Linked DNA regions of Homo sapiens: region 1 is linked to region 2. Evidence: chromatin contacts called from ENCODE Hi-C data. All regions are on one chromosome and are shown on one strand. The core of a region is the stretch at or near the end of the contact, and the rest is flanking DNA. Distances in the headings are between cores, read along the strand shown. Region 1 holds the start of COL15A1-AS1 (COL15A1 antisense RNA 1). Region 2 holds the start of GABBR2 (gamma-aminobutyric acid type B receptor subunit 2).

What was found. A loop is a pair of places that touch in the nucleus more often than their neighbours do. Pooled maps may share reads with other maps.
Region 1: a loop to region 2 is called in a pooled map, with 4 times the contacts of the local background. The contact joins the promoter of COL15A1-AS1 here to the promoter of GABBR2 in region 2. A Hi-C loop is called at or near these places in 1 of 50 pooled maps.

The regions. Positions count from the first base shown.
Region 1 is chr9:98,943,402-98,946,101 of GRCh38, forward strand. It overlaps COL15A1-AS1 (COL15A1 antisense RNA 1), which reads right to left and starts at 1,251. Exons shown (of 1, transcript NR_198999.1): 1 at 1-1,251. COL15A1 (collagen type XV alpha 1 chain) reads left to right here and starts at 506. Exons shown (of 42, transcript NM_001855.5): 1 at 506-671; 2 at 761-849. The coding sequence starts at 661.
Region 2 is chr9:98,707,424-98,710,210 of GRCh38, forward strand. GABBR2 (gamma-aminobutyric acid type B receptor subunit 2) reads right to left here and starts at 1,512. Exons shown (of 19, transcript NM_005458.8): 1 at 994-1,512. The coding sequence starts at 1,314. RefSeq lists enhancers at 281-851, 2,604-2,787.

The DNA.
Region 1 (2,700 bases), core at 1-2,500, 240 kb after region 2:
GCCCCCAGGCAGGTCCACTCCTGGGCATTCAAGTCGGTCCATGTGTCAGGCGTGCAGGGTGGGTCACAGCATCTAGGAGCTCAGTGCAGCTTGGGACTTTGGGACATACGCTCCACCTCTCTGAGCCTCAGTCTCCTTGTCCATCATATAAGGAAATCACTGATTCCAGCCTTCCTGGGCTGTGGAGAGGATTCCCTCAGCGGCTGTGAAAGAGTGCTTTCTTGCGGGTCAGCCCCGACAGGACAGACTTAAGGGCGGGAGGGAGCCCATCCCGCTTGCCCCAACGAACGCGGGCGCGGGGCTTTCCTCGCAGGTTACATAAGGCAGCCGCGGGTGGAGGCAGCAGAGGCGAGCGCACGTCCGTCGAGGGGGAAAGGGGCGTGGGGAGGCGGCCGGGGCGGCCGGTATCCCCCGGGCGTGAGTGCGCAGCGCGCGGGGGAGCGCAGGGCGCGGCGGAGTCGGGTTTCAGAGCGCGGGTGACTCGGGGCGCGGGCCGGGAGCCGGGATTCTGCCCGCCGCCGCCGCTGCCGAGCGCCGCCTTTGTTCCCTGCAGGAAGGGCGAGCGCGGCGGCCAGCGCTCAGCGACCCTTCGTCCTCCGCTAAGCTCCAACGCTCTGCTCGACTAGCCGCGCGCCTTCCGGGGCTCCGCAGACCCGCGAGATGGCACCAAGGTAAGACCCGCTTCTCTGCTTCCTCGCGTCCCGGGCCCCTCCAATACTCTTGCCCGCCTCACCTTTTCTCCCTCGGGCACATCTTGCAGGAGGAACAACGGGCAGTGCTGGTGTCTGCTGATGCTGCTCTCGGTCTCCACGCCCCTCCCTGCTGTCACCCAGACCCGCGGTGCGACAGGTAAGCAACCCGGTCGGAGGGTGGCACCGGCTGCCTCCGCGCCCGTGGGGGAAGTCGGTTTTGGCGGCGGACGCGGCTGCGATGCGTGCCTCATTCCTGGACATAAAAGGGAGTCTTGCCACTCAGTGCGCACTGGCGGTCCCGCGGGCGGCTACCTCCTGGCAGTGCAGGGGTTATAGCTGTGAATGGGATCCCTGGGCAGCTGGGGCGGTTGGAGCGTTGTCTGGGCACCCGAGATGTCTGAGCTGGGTGCGGAGCCTCCAATCTTAGGCAGAGAGGGACTTCAGAAACAGCGCCAGCGCCAGCGCCAACAGCCTCAGCGCACCCAGCGCCAGCAGCTTAGGTTGTGCGTGCTGGCTGGCTTCTGGTAAGGGCAGGTCTGGTGCCTCTCCGCACACAGGTGCGAAGCATGAACACCGGGAGGGACATCTGGGGCTTTTGCTGCTCAAGAAATAACGGAACTGAATTGCTCGGTTGCTTAACCCAGCTCTGAGTTACCTAAGCGGTCACGTCTATCATGGGCAGTGGCTCCACCGGTGGTGGAAAGAGCTGTGGCCTGGAAGCCAGAGATCTGATCCCTTCCGTTCCCCGGGCCTCAGTTTCTCCAGCAGAACTCAGGCGGTTGGCTGAATAGTAAGATATAAGTTAAAGTAGACCTAAGTTAAAATGGGCCTCGGTTAAGGTCAGACTGCCTGGGTTTGAACTGTGGCTGGCTGAGTGATCTTGGGCAATGGATTTCATCGCTCTGTGCCTCAGTTTCCCCATCTGAAAAAGGCGATTAATTAGACCATTTTACCTTCCTAGAAATGTTGTGAATATTAGAGAAATTAGAAATAATGTGCTTCCCATGATTCCAGTATATACTAGGCACAAAATAAGTGATAGAAATTACTGCTTGATTCTTGCAGTAACTATGTGTTGGAAAGCAATGCAAGTATTTTTATTTTTATTTTAGATTCAGGGAGTGGTCATGTGTGGTTTTTTACAAGGGTATATTGCACGGTGCTGAGGTTTGGGCTTCTATTAATCCCATCGCAATGCAGGTATTTTTATAACATTGAGGTTGAGAGAAGCTTAGAAAGTGGCCAGTCCAAAAGCCAGGACTTGAATCCAGGTCTGTAGGCTCTTGCCCTTGCTCAGCTCTTTCTCCATGCAGTTTTGCAGAAGAGCCATGCTTTCTATAGCTTCTGACCCCCTCCCCTTTGAATTTGGGGGATTAGTACACATCTTCAATTGAATAAGGGAACAGAAAGTCTAGGAAACAACCTCTAGTCGGCCCAAAGGAAACGGGATTGAGAAGGTGGCCTTGGTTAACTCTTTGTTTGCCTGAAGAAGCCCAAGACAGCCCATTGTCTCCTGGGCAACAAGACCCAAATCCGATGATAGCTTTTCCTGCCAGAGTGTCCAGCCTGGCATTTATTGCAGATCAAAGGGCAGCTGGAGTATAGTTTTAGCTTCTCAGCCCCATGGCTCATGTCAGAAAGTTGCAATTTTGCATATGATATAGGGCCCTGCCAACTCAGTGGCAGAGGCCAACTTTGGGTTCCATGGTCTTTTGTGAACTTTGCTGCAACTTCCAGTTTCCCAAAAGGAAGATGGATCTGGGGATAGGAACTTTGGTGTTTCTTTCTCCTCCTGTGTGTGTCTCTGGGATCCCTCAGTGTCAGGGCTGTTGTTTCTAACACAAAGGAAGCCCTATTCCCATTTATAATGTAAAAAGGGAGGGCCAGCAAACCTTCAGGAGCTGAGAACGGTCTAAGGAGGGCCATTTGCAACTGATGGGTTTTCAGTGCCCCTTTGGGGATGTGAAACGATTCCTAAAAATGTAAACTATCCTCCTGCAAACTGCAT
Region 2 (2,787 bases), core at 262-2,761:
AAACTCGCAAACCCGACCTTGCGCGGCCAGCGATCGCTCCTCCAGACCCGCTCCGCGCGCTCCAGCCCCGGCCTGGCGGTGAAGGTCCGCTCTGGGGCTTCAGGCAGAACCCAAACCGAGGGCGTGGGGAGGGGTCTTGGGATGGAAAGCCCTTGGCTCTCTGGCTCCGCTCCGGACTGCTCTCCAAGTCTGTGCTCCGGCTGCTAGGTCGGATGCTTCAAGCCTGAGCCGTGAGAAACTGCCTGCAGCCGCCCGGCCAACAGCAGCGGCGCGGCCGGACACCACTGCACGTCCGGGACGAGAACTGCCAGGGCACTTTCTGAGCAACTAACCCGAGGCAGGGGTCTCCTGAAATCGCTCTGGCCACAGGCAGCGCCGGGCACGTCCAGGCAGAAGCGCTGCAGAGCCGGTGGCCCCACACTTGCCCGCGCGGAGCGGGCTCAGAGCTGCTGGCGCGCACCAGGCGCCCAGCCACGCTGCACGCTCAAGCCCCTTGGGTTCCGGAGCCTTCCGGACCTCAAAGCGCGGCTCGGCTTCCCTGGGGGCCTGTGAGCAGGCCCGCGGCCCCTCCGGCCCTGGGTGGCCCAGTTTGCAGTCAATGCGCCTGTTCCTCCCACTCGGTACCTCGCAGCCCCATGAGCGGGACCTGGACAGGGACAATCAATGTAGGCCTTTGGGGGTCCAGCCCCCACCTTCTCCACTCCTTTTTCTCTGGTCAAAAGAGACCCCAGTCTTCTATCCCACCCCCACCCCTCCCCACACACACATACACACATAAGACCAGAGGAGGGGGTGCTTGGCAAATGTTACCAGCTGTGCCAGCCAAGCCCAGCAGGACCGCGGGGGTGAACACTGGGCACCAGCCCTCTCTGCCCTCGGCAGGCGCGGGCCGGTCAATCGGGGATCTGACCAAAGGCCGGAGGTTGCCTGTGTCCAAACCACCCACCCCAATGCCCCCCGAAGCCCCGACGGCAGGGGCAGCCGGACACTCACCTCCGTGTCATAGAGCCGCAGGTCGAGGAAGTAGGGGCGCAGGAGTGACTCGTTGCGGATCTGCTCGATGGCCAGTTCCACGGCGGGGAGCACACCGCGCCCGATGCTGCCCTTGGCCACCTCCTTGGTGAGCGGCATGAGGCCCATGATGGAGAGCGGCGGGCTGCTGGGCGGCGGCCGGGGGGCGCCCCGCGCCCAGCCCCAGGCCCCGGGCGCCAGAGGCAGCAGCAGCGGCAGCAGCAGTAGCAGTAGCAGGCGCGCGGGCGGCGGTGGCGGCGGCGGCGGCGGCCCGGGCTGCCCGGAGCTCCGCGGGGAAGCCATGCCGCGCCGCGGGCTGCGGGCGCCGGCTCACTCGGCCCGCATGGCCTGGCCCGGCCCGCCGCCCCGCGCCAAGGTCTTCCCGCGGCGCCCGCGCAATGGCGCCGGCCCGGGCCCCGGCTCCGTCTCGGGCTAGGGTTCCGGCTCGGCTCAGAACGGCCGCGGCGGCGGCGGCGGCAGCGGCGGCGCCCGTGACGGATCAATCACGCCGGGAAGGGGTGGGAGCGAGCGGAGTGCGGGAGGCGGGGAGCAAGCGAGCAAACGCGGAGAGGGGGGCCGGCGTCTCCGCGCGCGCCTCTCTCCAGCGCGGCCGCCCCGCACCGGGCCGCCTCCGCCCGCCCCCGTGCGCGCTCTGAACCGCTCTCCCGCCGGGAGCTGCTAGGCGGCAGCCCCTGGAGCTCGGCCGGGGGAGGGCGGACGGCAGGAAACGCGGGAGGCGAAGGCGAGGCTGCTCAGGGGCGGCTCGGGCCGCCTCCAGGGACGGGGACGAGCCGTGCGCGCCGGGGGAGGGGGAGGCGCTGGCGCTGCGGCGGCCGCGGGGAGGGCCACCTTCCCAGCACACGCACACACGCGCCCCCGGCCCTCCGCTGCGCCAGCTGCCGCTGCCCGCCGACCGCTGACCTCCAGGCACCAGAGCGCCCGGGGACAGCGATCTGGGAACCGGGACCGCGCGCTGGCACACGCAGTGGCCGCCGCCGCTCCGCCGAGCGCTGCCTGTAGCACCTGCACGGTGGTTTGGAACCGCTTCTCGGAGGTCTGGCCGGGAAGGTCTGGGCAGGAGAATGTTCCACGAAGGCGTCCCAGAGGCATCTGCAGCCTACGCTCTCCCGTTCTTTTCTGGCGCCCACGAGCCCCTGACCGAGTCCCGGGGGTCGCTGAAGACGCCCACGGGTGCTCGAACGCCCGTTGGTGCCAGGCTGCCCGGCCTTTAGGGCCTTGGCTGAGGACACCCCTTTCCTCCCCACCAGACGGAGCGACCGCCCTTTGCCAACCCCAAGCAAAGCTGGGGTCCCAACCTTACGTGCGCTACCGCCCCCTCCAGGCATTTGACCTCCCCGCGTCCCCATTCTTGATGGGCCCCGCCCTAGAAGTCTCCCGGGGTGGGAGCACTATCCTCAGGCCAGGGCGGGGCCGCGCGCCCCTGGACTTGGCCCTCTCTCTGCCAGGTCGCACTGGCCAATCTTAGCCAAAGCAGTCCCGAGCCAGATGTACCCGAGTGAGCTGACCTAAGACCTTGGGTTCCTTGTGCCTCTGCATACTTCAAGAATAGGAAACGTGATCATTAATCTATAAAGTCCCAGGGGCTGATTAATGCGAGGAACACAGTAGGACATCAAATCACAAAACATACTTGAGCCTGAACCAGGGACTGTGGAAGATATCGACGACCTTGTAACAAGAATGGAAGTTTGACCTTCGCTGAGTACTTACTGTGTGCCTTATGATGTAATCCCCACAACTGCCCTGTAAGCATAC